Regions from separate parts of the Homo sapiens genome. Here region 2 is linked to region 1. Evidence: chromatin loops called from intact Hi-C (ENCODE). Cell type or tissue: heart left ventricle. All regions are shown on one strand.

Region 1 (8,000 bases):
CAGAATTGTGTGGCCACATTTCCCCCTGCCTGATATTCACTACCTCAGGAATCAAAGAATGCGGGCCACTGTGCCCGTGACGTGGCCCAGGAAGGCATTGCAAACAGGTGGCCTGATGCCTCGCCTGGCTTCCATGGCCCCCAGGCAAGAACTGCACACCGGAATTGGGAGAGGGGGTGCACACCAGTGGCCCTCCCCCACCCCACATGGCTTGGGCCTGGGGTCTTCAACATCCCTTCCTGACGGTGTCCCAGCCACAGAAACCCTTGCATAACCACCTGGGCATCCACAGCACCAGCCATTTGACCCAGTAGGGGTCTGGGGGAGCAAGGCTGGTCCCCCTTTCTGACCATAGCAACATCACCAGAGAACTCTAGCCCTGGATATCTCTCCAAGCCTCCTGTCCTTTTCAAAGGGGAGCCCAGGGAGGCCAGGGAGACTGTCTAGGGACCACAGGAGGGTGGCCCATAGAGCAAGCAGGCTTGCTCCAGGAGGTCACAGAGCACAGAACAGACCCCACGGGCTGATCAGGAGGAGAAAAAACCTGCACAAATTCATCGGGACAACTGAGGGCATGGGCTTGACCTTCTACTGACTGGAGATGCATCCCCGTGTGACCCTAGGTTAATTACTTAACCTCTCTGAACCTCCATTTCTTCATCTGTAAAATGGGAGGTTGCTGTGGAGCTCATTCAAGGTAACAGAGAGGGTAGCATGAGCCTCACATGTCCTCACCCACTCAACAAGTCAGGACTGCGGGGCTGCTGTGTGCCAGGCAATGTCCTGGGCTGGGAACACAGCAGTCAACCGCAGAGACAAAATCCACTAGGCAGCAAGGAATATAATCATCAGAAAATCGACCAGGCACAGTGGCTCACGCCTGTAATCCCAGCACTTTGGGAGGCTGAGGCAGGTGGATCACTTGAGGGCAAGAGTTCAACACCAGTCTGGCCAGCATGGTGAAGCCCCATCTCTACTAAAAATACAAAAATTAGCCAGGCGTGGTGGCGTGAGCCTGTAGTCCCAGCTACTTGGGAGACTGAGGCAGGAGAATCACTTGAACCCGGGAGGCAGAGGTTGCAGTGAGCCAAGATCATGCCACTGCACTCCATCCTGGGCAACAGAGCAAGACTCTGTCTCAAAGCAAAATAATAATAATCAGAAAATCTCAGGGGGTGATAAATGCAAGGCAAGTATTGAAACAAAGGTGATAGGAGGCTAGGCGCGGTGGCTCACACCTATAATACTAGCACTTTGCGAAGCTGAGGTGGGAGGATTGCTTGAGCCCAGGAGTTTAAGACCAGCCTGGGCAACATAGCAAGACCCTGTCTACAGAAAAAAAAAAAAAAATTAGCCAGGCGTGGTGATGTGCACCTGTAGTCCCAGCTACTTGGAAGGCTAAAGCAGGAGGACTACTTGATCCCAGGAGTTAGAGGCTGCAGCGAGCTGTGACTGCACCACTGCACTCCAGCCTGGGCAACAGAGTAAGACCCTATTTAAAAAAAAAAAAAAAACAATAAAAGGTGTTAGGACAGGAACTGTTGAAAAGCAAAGAGGCAGCTTCAGCTCTGGCTATCAAAAAAGGCCTCTCTGGAGAAAGGACATTTGAGCAAACACTTGAATGGCACGAGGAAGCCAGGCATTTGGCTGGGCATGGTGGTTCATGCCTGTAATCCCAGCACTTTGGGAGGCCAAGGCGGGCGGATCACCTGAGGTCAGGAGTTCGAGACCAGCCTGGCCAACATGGCAAAACCCCGTCTCTACTAAAAGTACAAAAATTAGCTGGGAATGGTGGCGGGCGCCTGTAATCCCAGCTACTCCAGAGGCTGAGGCAGGAGAATCACTTGAACACGGGAGGAGAAGGGTGCAGAGAGCTGAGATTGCGCCACTACACTCCAGCCTGGGCGACAAGAGCAAGACTCCGTCAAAAAAAAAAAAAAAAGCCAGGCATTAAAAGGTGGAGGAAGAATAGTTTGTTTATGCAAAGGCCCCAACCCAAGGCCAGGTCAGGTGGGGTTTCATAAAGAAACGGGGAGAAGTTTGGCTTTAGTAACTCCTCCTTGTTGAGCAAGGCAGTGGCATTGCCCCCACCTAACCTGCCCTCTCTCTACACACTTTTAGTTTTCAAAGCATTCATCATTGCATTTATCAGTTCCCTCCTGCATTCAATCTGGCGTAAGCTCCAAGAGGGCAGGAAACCTCCATCCAGGGTCATTGATTAATCCCCGATGCCTAGCACAGTGCCTGGTCCAGAAGAGATTCTCAATAATGTTTGTTTAATTAAGTAATTATAGGCACTCAGTAAGTGCTCAGTAAATGTGATCATCAGGGCTGCCAATAGGGATCAAGCTGCTTTGGAATGAGATGAGACTCCCATCCCTGGAGGCATCCAAGCAGGACCTAGAAGAAGACATGCTAGGGACCCTCAGACCCAGAAGAGGCTTCCAGGTCCTCTTCCACTATGAAAGCTGTCAGGTCTGCCCTATGCCCAGTGCAAGGGATGGAGGGGCAGCTCGGGCTGCCTCAGGGACAGACAGCGTCTCAGCAGCCGTAACACATGTGCACCAAGCCGGAGAAGCCGCCTGCATTTCTCAATCACTAGAGATGTATTTGCACCTCAAAGTGCGGCCTCCTGCACTGCTTAATGAGGAAAGCAATCATTATGGGGGGCTTGCGGGCCTGGGGTCGGAAGGAAAGAAAAAACTTTTTTTGCCAACATTGTGTACAGAGTGCCAGGCAGAATGGACTTAAATCCTCCCTCAAAGGGCCCCCTGGGCAGGGCACTTCCTGCAGACAATTGGAACTTGGCCTGTAGGGTTCAACTTCCTTTGTGTTAACTAATTTCTGACTCAGGGTTTTCAGCTATTTCTTTCTAGAACAATACACTCACTGCAACAGTCCGCCGGTGCGGCTATCTTCCGCGGTGGCAGCGGCACGCTCTCCCCTGCCTCCCTCCTCAGCAGGAGGGGAGGGAGGTGTGAAAAGCCATCGAAAAGAGGTGGCTGGGAGCGGTCAAGCCCTGTCCCCCCACAAGTGCAAGTCTCATTTTCAGCTCTCTGGAGCCAGAATGCAAGACAGGACCCCAGGAGGGGTCTCGGAGCCCCCAGGATTTCTGGGCAAGCAAATAACAAAGCAGGCGGGAAAAGAGGGCACAGCCCCCAGAAGAAAACCTTCCTCCCTCGGTCATTAACCGAGCCCACCAGAACCCTCCCGCCTCCTCGCCCGCTTTCCCGTTTCTGTAATCTTTTTCTAATCTGCTTGCCGCTTCCTGCTTCCTCCAAACCACCTTAATTGGGAACTCTTTAGTTCACAAGGAAAGTTCATTTCTGCTCTCTGAGGACACCTATCGAGGGTAAGCCAGGCTCTTCATCATAATTCTTACCAGACATGGCTAATAATGACCCTCTTTCGCTAATGAAAAAAACACACACATGCACACATTGTGGCTGCGGTAATTAAGCCTGTGACGAGTTGAGTTGGAGAGAAATTAGATTTATTTACACGCTGTTCTGTTGCTGATGAAGCACAAGCTATCGGGAAGCTTTCTCATTAACCCTCGTTTACAGGGTGTGTGCTCTTTTGTGCCTCTACGAACCCTCTGTAAATTGTAGTTGGTTAAAAAATAATAATAATTAGCCATTCTTAGAGTGGAGTTTTCTCCTATAACTCTGTTAATCCTCGAGTTACACTGCCCAGATGCTGATGGTAATAAAATGCCCAAAGGACTTCAGGTCTGAGCTGCAGCCACATCAATGCATCAGCCAACAAGTGTTGCCGGAATGCCTGCCACCCGAAGACCCTGTGCTAGGGACCCGGTGGAGTCAGAGACGGCCCTGCCTCGGAGGAGATCATGAAATCTTCCTACTGGAAAGGAACTGGGTGAGTGGCTGATTGAGGCAGAAAGAATGATGCAGGGGCCAGACTGAAAGCCAGGCTGAGTCCAAGGTTCAGGTAGAAGAAATAGGGAGCCACTGGAGGTTTGTGAGTGAGGGAGGGGAGGCAAATGCAGTGTTTAAGCAAAATTAGATGACAGCCCACAGAGATGACTGGAAGGTTTCAGAGACAAGGGTTTTCAAAACGGACTTGCTGTTTTGAATCCTGGGGGCAGCCTGCATCAGCCCAGGCCGCCTATCACCAGTTACGACAGCCTGTGAGGTCTAAGAGGCTCTAAGTGTGTGGCCCACCACTATCTTAATGACAGCTCTCTCTTTGGAGGGACTGTCATTTTATTAAACACACATACAGACATTAAAATGCTTCCCAATTTCAGAAATGTTAGGCAATGACAAAATACACATCTTAGAATGAAAACAGCATGAACATCAAGCGCTTGGAAAACAGCCTTTTGGAAGGCCAGTCCCCGCCACACTGATACGGAATTGGACCCCTCCCCGGAGTTCCAACACTGGCCTAGACAAAGAGCACCCGGACTGCCACAGATGACTCCATGGCACCTTTCAGGGGCATCTTCCCACCAAATGCGTGTCTCGAAAGGTCCCTGCCCATCCCTTAAGCTTGGACCCAGGGAAGCTTCAAGTTGGAAGGGACCTAAGAGACCACCTCATCCAGCCCAGCTCTCACCTGCATGGAAAGGAGGAGGTGGCAACCATCACCACCTCCCAGGGCACACGGGCAAAAAGGCACGGGTCATGGGTGGGCTGAGAACAGGGGGAAGCACCCATGATGAGTTCGGACACTTGTGAGCACCCCTGAGGACAAGTCCATTGCGAGATGGCGGGGGGAAGCCAGCATGCGCGGGGAGGGGCAGACATGAACAGGCCTCAGAACCCATGTCCACATGGCTGCATAATTCCTTGTTTTCTTCTAGAGTGTGTGGCACTTTTAAAAGCCAAAGTCCTGCCAAAAGACAGAAACCCCACCTAACTATAGTGAGAAGTCCCATTTTGTGTCACCAACACACAATAGACAACTGGCCCTGTGCAAGTGTTTTTGTTTTTCTTATAAATTACTTGTCACGATGCACAATGACAGTTATTTCTTTTCCATTACGCTGTGCAATGTTGGGACTGAATCCAACACTCCTGTGTCCTCCACAACAAAGACAAAAAAATAGACTTTTAATCAACGCTTATTTATAAATGAGGCCAAGAATTTCCATTCTCATTTTTTCCTGTTTCCATGTGCTATTGGAGATTCCATAGGTTCGTGATGCTCTTCCTGACTCAGCTTAAAACTGGCTACACCGACATCTCCTACAGTCTGAACTTCTAACAAAGGGAGCCTTCAGTAATGAGTCATAAAACCACTATCCTGTTCCCATGTAGAGAAGATTAGGTGAATAAGGAGGCCAGCCCCCTGCTCCTACCAACAGCAAGGCTTGATCAGCCACCTGCTTGAAGTTAAGTTTCCAGGACATGAGGAGCACCTGCATGGTGAGGACTGCAGAATGCTGTTGACCCAGCATTTGAAAATCACCATAGCCCTCTCCCATAGAACTCACCTGTCAGTAACTTCTAAAATTCAACACATCCCTCAGGCTATTGTGGACACCCAAACCAAGCCAGACACGTGACCACCTGCCTCCAAATCCCCCTTGGGTGGGGTGAGGAGCCCGGCTCAGCAGGAAATACACCCCTGTCATCAATTCTGGTGAAGAAAGGCCTCAAAGACAAACACCCCACGTGCCCTGGACAGCCCCAACAGCAAACTCAGGTTTCCCTGCCGTGGCAGGTGGGAGATTAATTTCCCCCAGTGTACTGAAGGGGAAAGAAAGGGAAAGAAAGAATGACGCACAGGATCTCCTTTCCCCTCATGTTAATCCTCCCCTGACCCGCCCTCGGCTCCTCCCCTCCACACTGTTGGTCCCCCTGCCTGTGGTCACCCTGGTTCAGGACTGCGGTACCTCCTCCCCAGGTGACTGTAAAACATCCCTGGCATCTCCAGCCTCTCATCAAACTCTGAGTGAACACCTGCTAAATGGTAGGCACTTCCTGCCTCGCCTTCACCTGCCAAAGGTAGAAAATGGTTTACCCGGGAGCCTAATCACCAGAAGCTTCCAGATCAGGAATTGTTAGAAAGGAATTTGTTTTTTTGAGACAGGGTCTCGCTCTGTCACCGAGGCTGGAGTGCAGTGGCATGATCTTAGCTCACTACAACCTCCGCCTCCTGGGTTCATGCGATTCTCCTGCCTCGGCCTCCCGAGTAGCTGGGATTATAGGCACCCGCCACCATGCCTGGCTAATCTTTGTATTTTTAATAGAGACAGGGTTTCGTCATGTTGGCCAGGCTGGTCTGGAACTCCTGGACTCAAGTGATCCACCCCCCTCAGCCTCCCAAAGTATTGGGATTACAGGGGTGAGCCACTGCGCCTGACCAAAAGAATTTTTAAAATAATCAGCTGGGCATGGTGACTCACACCTGTAATTCCAGCTACTTGGAGGGCTAAGTAGGGAGAATCGCTTGAAGCCAGGACTTCAAGACCAACCTGAACCACATAGTAAGACCCCATCTCTACAAAAATTTTAAAAAATATCCAGGCATGGTGGCATGCACCTGCAGTCCCAGCTACTAGGGAGGCTGAGATGAGAGGATCGCTTGAGTCTAGGAGTTTGAAGCTGCAGTGAGCTATGATGGCACCACTGCACTCCCAGCCTGGGCGACAGAGTGGTCTCCAAAAAAAGTAAAATAATCATCACTACAAAAAAAAATTACTCCCTCATGTTCCTTAAAGAATGGCACTCCAAGTCTAAATTATAGTGGCAAGGGGTACACACGTGAGTGACAGAACTTTAAAACAAAGCAAGGGTGTGATCACCATAAAAGTCAAGCTAGTGATTCTTTCTGGAAGGAGAAACAGGGATGGGGAACAAGGATAAGCCTTCCGAAGTAGCTTGCAAAGTTCTATTTCTAGACCTGGGAAGTGGTTTCAATGGCGTTCACCTTATAAAAATTCACTAAGTTCTACATTGACTTTGTGGGTTTCTAGATCTGTGTTTCATTTTGCAATAAAACCATATTTTTAAAAAAATAATAAAAGGAAAGCTTGCTGGCTGGGCATGGTGGCTGTGGCTCACGCCTGTAATCCCAGCACCTTGGGAGGCCAAGACGGGCAGATCACGAGGCCAGGAGTTCGAGACCATCTTGGCCAACACGGTGAAACCCCATCTCTACTAAAAATACAAAAAATCAGCTGGGTGTGTTGGTGCACACCTGTAATTCCAGCTACTCGGGAGGCTGGGGCAGGAGAATCGCTTGAACCCGGGAGGCGGAGGTTGCGGTGAGCCAAGATCGAGCCACTGCACTCCAGCCTGGGTGACAGGGCGAGACGCCACCTCAGAAAAAAAAAAAAGGAAAGCTTGCTATCCCCTTGCCTAGGTGCAATGCAACCCAAGAGCCAGCGAATGGCTGCAGGGTGACATCTAGCCAGCCCAGGGTCAACTTACAGATAGGTGCTACAGACCCTAACAGACAACCCTGGCGGGACCACAGCAGCCTCAGGAGCAGCACATACTCATGAAAGTTCTCAGCCAGGAGTGCGCTTTGCAGGGCAATGGCTGTTGAAAAGCATGGAGTTGCACTTCTGCAAATCCAGACACCCTCTGAAACTTCCTGCTTTTAACCCCTGTGACAGCTTAGAGTTAAGATCCCAAAACTCTGGAAGTGTTGTAAGTTTGGAATGTGTTGGGTGCCTAACATTCCAAGTGTAAAGTCCTTTTTTGTGTAATTCCACAACCTCCTTCAGACGTCACAGGAGGTGGCCCTGTCTGTGCAGATGAGACTAGGGTCCCTGCTGCACCTGCCCTTTGGCCCTGGTTCTCTTTAGAGAGATTGCGAGTTGTGGGTGTTCCCCTGGGCTGTAGCTCCAAGGGCCAGGATCACTTTAGACTTGCTTACACTGTAACCCCAGTGCCTAGTGTTTGCTTAGTGAATGGGTGAATGGATGGGTAGATCAATGGGTGGATGGGTGGGTGGGGTGGGTAGATGGATGGATTAATGACTGAATGGACAGATGAGTGGATGAATGGGTGGATGGATTGATG
Region 2 (8,000 bases), 350 kb before region 1:
TGATCACAGCTCACTGCAGCCTTGACTTCCTGGGTTTATGCAATCCTCCAACCTCAGCCTCCCTAGTAGCTGGTACTACAGACATGTACCACCACACCCAGCTATTTTTTGTAGAGACAGGGCTTCACCATGTTGCCCAGTTGGTCTCAAACCCCTGGACTCAAGCAGTCCTCCAGCTCTGGCCTCCCAAAGTGCTGGGATTACAGGTGTGAGCCACAACACCCAGCCCAGGCATTTTTCTCACAGTTCTGGAGAGTAGAAGTCCAAAGTCCAGATGTTGGCAGGACTATGCTCCCTCCAAAACCTCTGGGGGAGAGTCTTCCTTATCTCTTTAGCTTCTTGCAGCCACAAGCATTCCTTGGCTTGTGGCAGCACAACTCCAGTCTCTGCCCCCATCTTCACAGGGCCCTCTTCTCCATGTGCCTCTGTCTCTTTTTAAGGGCACCAGTCCTATTACATTAGAGCCCACTCTATTAACATGATTATATCTGTAAAGTCTCTGTTTCCAAATAAGATTATTCCCAGGTATCAGGGGATAGAACTTCCACACATCATTTGGAAGAACACAACCAACCCATAATACAGAGACCAAAGGTGGAGTCAGAGGCCCAGGGATGGGTGGAGTATCCCCCTATGATTCCCCTGAGTTCATGGTAGAGTTGCTGCTGGAACCCACATGCTTAACGCTCTCCTCGACCTGTCCCCACAGCCACACCCTGCTGCCCATCTGTGCCCAGTGAAAGTGCCAGAGCTTGAGCCCCAGGCTGATGGCCCTGGGAGGCAGGCCCATCCCACTGCCTCTCCAGTGGTACATTCAGAGCCAGGCCTGGGGAGCTTCTCCCTCTGCAAACCCAAGGCCCCTGTTTGGAGACCTGTACATCAACACAAAAACCCTGTTCATGAAGTAACGTTAGCAGGAGGTCTAGCCCAGCCCCAGCTGAGCTGAATGCCACATCCTCAAGAGATTGCTTGGTGCCTCCAGAACCTCCAAGGAGGAACTGCTGTGGGAAGCCCACCTCTCAGACACCAGATGCACCTGTAGCGCCAGACTGAAGGTTTTTCTGGGGTTCGGCGTGAACTGGAAAAGGGAAAGGAAATGAAAGCAGAGAAGAGACCTTGTCCCACTCAAAACAGCTGAGGCTACATGGCTCCCTCTGTGGGTGCAGAGTGCTTTTATTCTTGGACCTCACAAGCATAAGAAGCCTTAGATTCATGTTCCTGACATCCTGACCAGGCGAGCCCACAGTGAGTCCTAAGATTCACAGCTTGCATTGAGAAAAGAATTTTTATCAGACAACCCCAAGCCAGCGTCCATCAGCAGACAGCACCACCTGCAGCACACTCTAAACGGGTGTTTTACAGACTCTGAAATTGCCTTACGAATAGTATAATTCTATTGCACTCCCTAAAACAGTTACTACCAGATACAGAAACAGACAAACACATATACCAGGAACAGATTCACACGTGTACTATCCCCTGGTTTATGGCAAAGGTGACACTGCGGTGCAGTGGAGAAATGATGGTCTTTCCAATAAATCAGGCTGGTCAATTAAATATCCATATGGAAAAAATATTGACCCTCTGCTTCCCACCATATGCAAAAATCAATTTCAGATGGATGCAGATTGTGGAAGTTTTTAGAAGAATGGTAGATGACAATCTCCATGACCTTGGGGTAGGCAAAAAGATTTTGAACACAACACAACAAGCTCCAATAATAAAAGAAAAATGTAATAAATTGTATTATATTAGAATTCAGAATTTCTGGCCAGGTGCAGCGACTCACACTTGTAATCCCAGCACTTTAGGAGGTTGAAGTAGAAGGAACACTTGAGGCCAGGAGTTCAAGACCTGCCTGGGCAACATAGTAAGACCTATCTATACAAAAGGAAACTTTATTTAATTAGCCAGGGATGGTGGTGGATGCCTGTAGTCCCAGCTACTCAGGAGGCTGAGGTGGTAGGATCACTTGAGCCCAGGAGGTTAAGGCTGCAGTGAGCCACGATCATGCCACTGCACTCCAGCCTAGACAACAGAGCAAGACCCTGTCTCAAGAAAAGAAAAGAATTTCTACTTATCCAAGACATCACTAAGAGAGTGAAAAGGCCAGCAACACAAGCAAGAGAAGATATTTCTTCTGACAACATATCTGACAAAGGACTCCTATCCAGGTGATATATTTTTAACTCCTATATATATTGGTAAGAAAAAGGCAGGTCACTCAGTGGAAAAAATAGGCAAAAGCTTCTATTAGTATAGAAACTTCACAAAAGAGGATAGCCAAGTGACCAATAAACATAAAAAATGTCATTAATCATCAGGATATGCAAGTTATAAAACACGATGCAGAATCACTACGCACACACTAGAATGGCTGAAGACTGGCAATGGCAAAGCCCATTGGTGAGAATCTGGAGCAATCAGAACTCTCACACTCTTGCCATTGCCCTGCAGGTTGGCACAACCACTTAGGAAAACTGGGAGCATCCAGTAAAGTTGAATATACACTCCTCTATGGTCTGGTATTTCCTATGCATACATACTGAACAGAACTGCATGCACATGTGCACCAATAGATGTAAGCACCAATGGACGTGTGCACCAATAGACGTGTGCACCAATGGATGTGTGCACCAATAGACGTGTGCACCAATAGACGTGTGCACCAATGAACGTGTGCGCCAATAGATGTGTGTGCCAATGGACGTGTGCGCCAATAGACGTGTGCGCCAATAGATGTGTGTGCCAATGGACGTGTGCGCCAATAGACGTGTGCATCAATAGACGTGTGCGCCAATGAACGTGTGCATCAATAGACGTGTGCATCAATGGACGTGTGCGCCAATGAACGTGTGCACCAATAGACGTGTGTGTTAATGGACATGTGCGCCAATGGATGTATGAACCAATGGACGTATGCGCCAATGGACGTGTGCACCAATGGACGTGTACACCAATAGACGTGTGCGCCAATGGATGTGTGCACCAATAGACATGTGCTAACTTTTGCAGCAACTTTATTCTATATAACCAAGAACTGGAATCAACCCAAATATCCATCAGTCAACAGTAGAAAGCATATCTTGCAGTATAATCATGCAATGGAATACCGCATGAAAACAAGAATGACCAAACAATACGGATGCATTATACACAACGTATTCTGCAAAAGTAGCAAAATACAAAAAAGAACACCTGTGGAGTTCCATTTATACAACCTTCAACCCAGGCCAAAAAAAAAAAAAAATAGAACCTAGACCTAATCTATAGTGTTGGAAGTCAGGATGGTGGCTATCCTTGGAAGAGGGGGTATGTGATCCACCGGAGGCCAGTTAGCTTAGAAAATTCATTGAGCTGTGCACTTGGGATTTATGCCCTTTATATGGGTATATTGTACTTTAGTTAAAAGTACATTTTAAAAAGAAATATACTAAGTGTTTTTTGTTTAAAAAAAAGTTCCGGTTTCGTTTGCTAAAAACAATAGGCTCCTCAATGGTGAAGCTATTCTAGTTCCTTCCACCTCCCAGAGGCAGAGGCTAAACCTAAGTCCCTTAAGGCCTGGCGCATGTCCTCCAGGTGTGCAATGACTGTGGCAGGGCGTGGCCTTGTGCAGCTGCTGGAGTAAATTTCTCCCCTTCCATTTCTTTCCCTCCTCTTGCCCTTCCCCTTCCCCTTCCCTTCCTGCGCCACCAGGTGGGGCTCTATCACAGCAGAAGGCTACTCTCCTGACGGTGTCCACGCTGTCTGGCCCGGCTGCTGGCAGAGCCGTCAGCCTATCCAAGGGGAAGCCGGGCCCTCGAGCCTAAGCCTCGGGTAGATGAACACAAGCCCAGCTACTCACTAACATCACTTTTCTGAGACTTCAATTCTTTTCCTCCAAATCGGGGCAAGAAATGCAAGTTAAAATAACCATGAGGTACCACTCTATGAGACTGAAACATGTTAGAAAGCTAGGGAAGGCCAATGTTGGCACAGACGTGGAAACGAAGGAAGCTTCATGCCTTGCAGTAGGAGTGTGGGCCACTGCAGCCGCTCTAGGTTAAATTACACATGGACACTGCAGGGACCTAGCAAGCAGCCCCACTCCTGGACGTATATTCCAAAGTTCTATCCCAGGAGATCTATTTAAGGACACTAGCACTGGCAGGAATGTCTGGGTGCTGGTGGATGGCAAAACAAGGTGAGTGAAAAAGATGGGAAACAGGATGAGAAGGGACACTCTAGTCTTAACACAAACTGAAAATACACACATACAACAACACACTGCTTACAAGAACACATGCAAATACATTCAGACAGCTGGAAAAGGATTGGGAAGGGAAGAAGGAAGAAATGAAGGAAGGAAGGGAGGAGAAATAAAATGTGAAAGAAAATACCAAGTTTCAAGTGTTGGCGTGAAAAGAAGAATCCAAGGGAAGTTTCAAGAGTCTCTAGCACTTAGCAGGCACCCAGGAAATTTTCATTTTCTACATGTGCCTTTAAGCACTAACATTTATTGAGTGCCTACTGTGTTTTAGGCAATGTGCCAGGCTTCGTAATACAGTAATGAACAAAGACCAAAAAATGAAAATTCCTGCCACTGTAGTAGCTTTGAGACTTATTCCACAAACTTGAGTATAGGAGAAATGGCAGAGCCCCCTAAATCAAATCACTAAAAATCTGATTTCATGCCCCTGTTGAGCTGGACTGGTGGAAATTCAATTTCCATCCCTTAGTGGGGCTCCGTCTCTTACACCCCCAAGGTCCTGGACAGAGCAATACCTTGGGGTAGGTGCCAACCTATACTGGTCACTGCTGAATTGCTGCAGGTCACAGCCCAAAAAGTTCACAAAGTCTCCACTCACAACAACCACTTCTCTACCCCCTACCCCCACCACTGCCATGCTTTCTTCTGAGGCTTATGCCTTCCTCTCACCCCAGTTCTCACCTCAAAGAGCATGGGCTTCCAGACCAACACAGGCAGGCTGTCTGCAGATCCCTTCAACTCCCTGCTTGGCAGCAGAACCTTTCTGTGGCAGGTAACTGAGCGCAAAGCTACTCTCCTCTGGGAAGGTGGGCAAGGGAGGGAGACAGAGAACAAAGGTCATCAATCTCAGGCTTTCAAAATCTTCTCCAAGACGATGAACAAAACACAAGTCAAAATCACAAGAAGCAGCCCTGACTTCATTCTTATTTCTAGGATTTTAATTTACCCAATATGCACTGGTTGAGCACTTACTGAATGACGTGTGTTCCAGGGCCTAATATGAGTGGTGTGGTTTCTGATGACATGTGAAGATGATGCTAGCAATGGCTGCACCTAACTTTGGCAAAAAAAGGAAAATATATGTGCATGTGTATATGTATGTATGTTTATATATGTATTGGTGCATGTGCATGTGGTGTGCATACGTGTGTGTTTATATGTATATATGTATATACGTATATGTGTGTGTGTGTTCCTACGTGTGTGTGCGTGATGTCAAGTAGCTTCTGGAAATCAGTCCAATCATTTCCTGGTCTAGTCTCTCTGGTTCAAGATACAAATTCCAGAAAGAGGGTCTCATTGTCCTCTCTAGGGTCAAGGCCCCCATCCCTTGGCCCAGGGAAGATGGAGCACCTAAAGTGCCAGTTCTACCAAGGCCACACACAGTGGACGAAGGGTAGTTTCTGAGGAGAACTGAGATACTTATTGGTTCTTTTGCTGGCTAATAATTTCTCCCCAAACAATAACAAATATGTATCATCCCACATGGTTCCTGTGGGTCAGGAACACAGTGGGGTAGCTGGGTCTGTGATGAGGTTGGTGTCAATCTGTCAGCAGAGCTGCAGTCATCCAAAGGACTGGCTGGGCTGGAGGATCCGTTTCCAAGGTGGCTTAGTCTCACAGCTGGCCAGCTGGTGCTGGCTGTTGGCTGAAGGTTTCAACACCTCTCCACATGGGCCTCTTCATGGGGCTACTTGAGTGTCCTGACAACATGGCGGTTGGCTTCGCCTGAGCAACCAGCCCAAAAGGGAACAGGGCAGAAGCTAGAGGGCCCTTGTTGCTGTCCCCTGGGAAGTCACACACCCTGCTGCATTGCCTCACTTCTGTAATGTCCTGTTAGTCACACAACTCAGCCCTGGTCAGTGTGGGAGGGAACAACACAAGGGTGTGGAGACCAGGAGCCAAGCATCACTGGGGGCCATGGTGAGGACTGGAGACCACAGGTGCCATTACAGAAGGAAGCAGACCTGGAGGCAAGGCAGGCAGGAATGACAGATACTGACCACAATGATGATGTCTTTGGAGCTCACAGTCTAGAGGAAGACAGAAGAAAACAATGCCCTCGTTAATTCATAATTACTCACCTAAGAACACCCTAGTAATGGGGGGAAAAAAAGAGGGTAGGACCCAAGAAGGGGCAGCAACTGACCTTCTCTGGAGGAGTCACAGGGGTACTTGCAGAGGTGGTGACATTTGCATTGGACCTTGTAGGGAAATAAAAGGTGGGATGAGGGCACCCCAGGCAAAGGCGGGAGATGGGAAGTGGGTGGAATCTAGCTTTGCTGAGTGGTTGAATGGGGACAGCACAGGAGAGTGGGCAGAAAAAGACTCTCAAGCTTCCCAAGCCCCACCTGCCTGTGGGGGACCTACTCCCAGGCCCTCCTCTGCTTCCTGCCCCCACAACTCAAGATCTCTGGCTGCCAAGGGAGAATGGGCCTGGTTTCTCTGCAACCAGGACCCATCTTCCCCAGTGAACTGGCCCTCTAGGAGGACAAGTTATGGGCCCTGCCCTTCTGGGAGAAAGGCCTGACTCCTGCTGGGCCCTGCCACCCACCCCAGCTGAGAGTCAGGGGACAGGGGAGTGGAGCTCTCTGTTTCCCGGAGTCACTGGGTCTTGGCCAGCCCCACCATTCCGTGCCCCTTTCTGGGATTGGTAACAGCCAGTCAGGGTCCTGCCATTGCACTTGGCCATTCCTGAGCTCCCCCAATCCCCTGCTACAACACACACACAAATTCCTACCCGCTCCAGGCCAGCTGGGATCAGCTTCAGCAGGGCCGGCTCGAGCCACTTTGCTTAAGGCATCAGCCTCCCCAGGGTGCATTAGGCAGGCTTCACTGGCCAGAGAAGGACCACCTTGTAGGGAAACGGGCTCCAGGGGTTCAAATCCCCAAAGGGAAGGGGCTGCCTGGCCCCAGCTGTAGAAACAACAAAGGAGTGCAGCACACAGTGGCCCCTCCCTCCTCACCCATGCAGGCAGTGATGCCACGCTGCATCCTAAATGTTCAAGGCCAGAGTCACGTGCATGCCTCCCATGGGCAGGGCTCAGTACCCAGGACCTCAGGCCCCCTCCCCACAGGGCCCCAGCAGTGGAGAGGCTGCCACCCTGGACCCAGGCAGGAGGGGAGGAGCAGCTGCCCACTCCCGGCATGCACCCTCTGGGCCCCGCACTGAACACCAGCCTGCTAGCATCCCCCAAACCAACCCGAATCCAAGATAAAATTCCCCCTGGCCCCCAAGCTCAGGAGGGCAGTCTGTGTCCCAGAGCCTTCAAAAGCTCCAGAAAAGTGAAACCTCTGCTTGAACAGCTCCCAGCCCTGCAGCAGAGAAAAGGGGAGAAATCACACCAATAATCACCACTGGCAGCGTTTGCCTCTGAGCTACAAAATGTTTTCACTTATTTTCCACCATCAGATGCCCACTGCAACTCTGCAAAAGGAAAGATTTTATCCTTATTTTACTGATGGGGAAGCTGATGCCCAGAGAAGGGAAGGGACCTGTCCAAGTGCACAGTTAGGAAGCTACCGAGCCAGCATTAAGCCAGGCATTTTGATGATAAACCTGGGTCCTCTTTAAATCACTCATTTACTCAAGCATTCAGTCAACTTGCAGCAAACATGCACTGAGCTCTTCCCACAGGACAAGGGATGGGCTCACCACCCCACTGCAATGATGAGCAAAGACAGACATGGTTCCATAAGTTTACAGCTTAGTTGGGGAAACAGTCCTTAAATAAGCCTTTAAAAATATGTA

The links. Hi-C counts contacts between places; a loop is a spot of excess contacts. Peaks named below come from ENCODE experiments on the same cell type or tissue, not always from the same donor. Only the 100,000 strongest peaks of a DNase experiment are listed, where the experiment ranks them.
Region 2: a loop joins it to region 1, with 6 times the contacts of the local background. A loop is called at or near these places in 8 of 110 quality-filtered maps.

The regions. Positions count from the first base shown.
Region 1 is chr16:49,752,104-49,760,103 of GRCh38, forward strand. All of the region lies in intron 2 of ZNF423 (zinc finger protein 423), which reads right to left. Among named protein-coding and RNA genes, the nearest start is that of ZNF423, 100 kb to the right of the region's middle. RefSeq lists enhancers at 1,849-2,507, 2,508-3,166. In heart left ventricle, a CTCF peak has its summit at 3,347; a DNase peak (open chromatin) is centred at 2,877; H3K4me3 peaks cover 739 bases; H3K27ac peaks cover 2,061 bases; H3K27me3 peaks cover 376 bases.
Region 2 is chr16:49,404,419-49,412,418 of GRCh38, forward strand. It overlaps LOC105371244 (a long non-coding RNA gene), which reads right to left. Exons shown (of 8, transcript XR_001752167.2): 4 at 6,990-7,165; 5 at 6,399-6,453; 6 at 6,253-6,282; 7 at 4,931-5,047. Among named protein-coding and RNA genes, the nearest start is that of C16orf78, 35 kb to the left of the region's middle. In heart left ventricle, a CTCF peak has its summit at 3,688 (motif pointing right); DNase peaks (open chromatin) are centred at 3,733 and 5,891.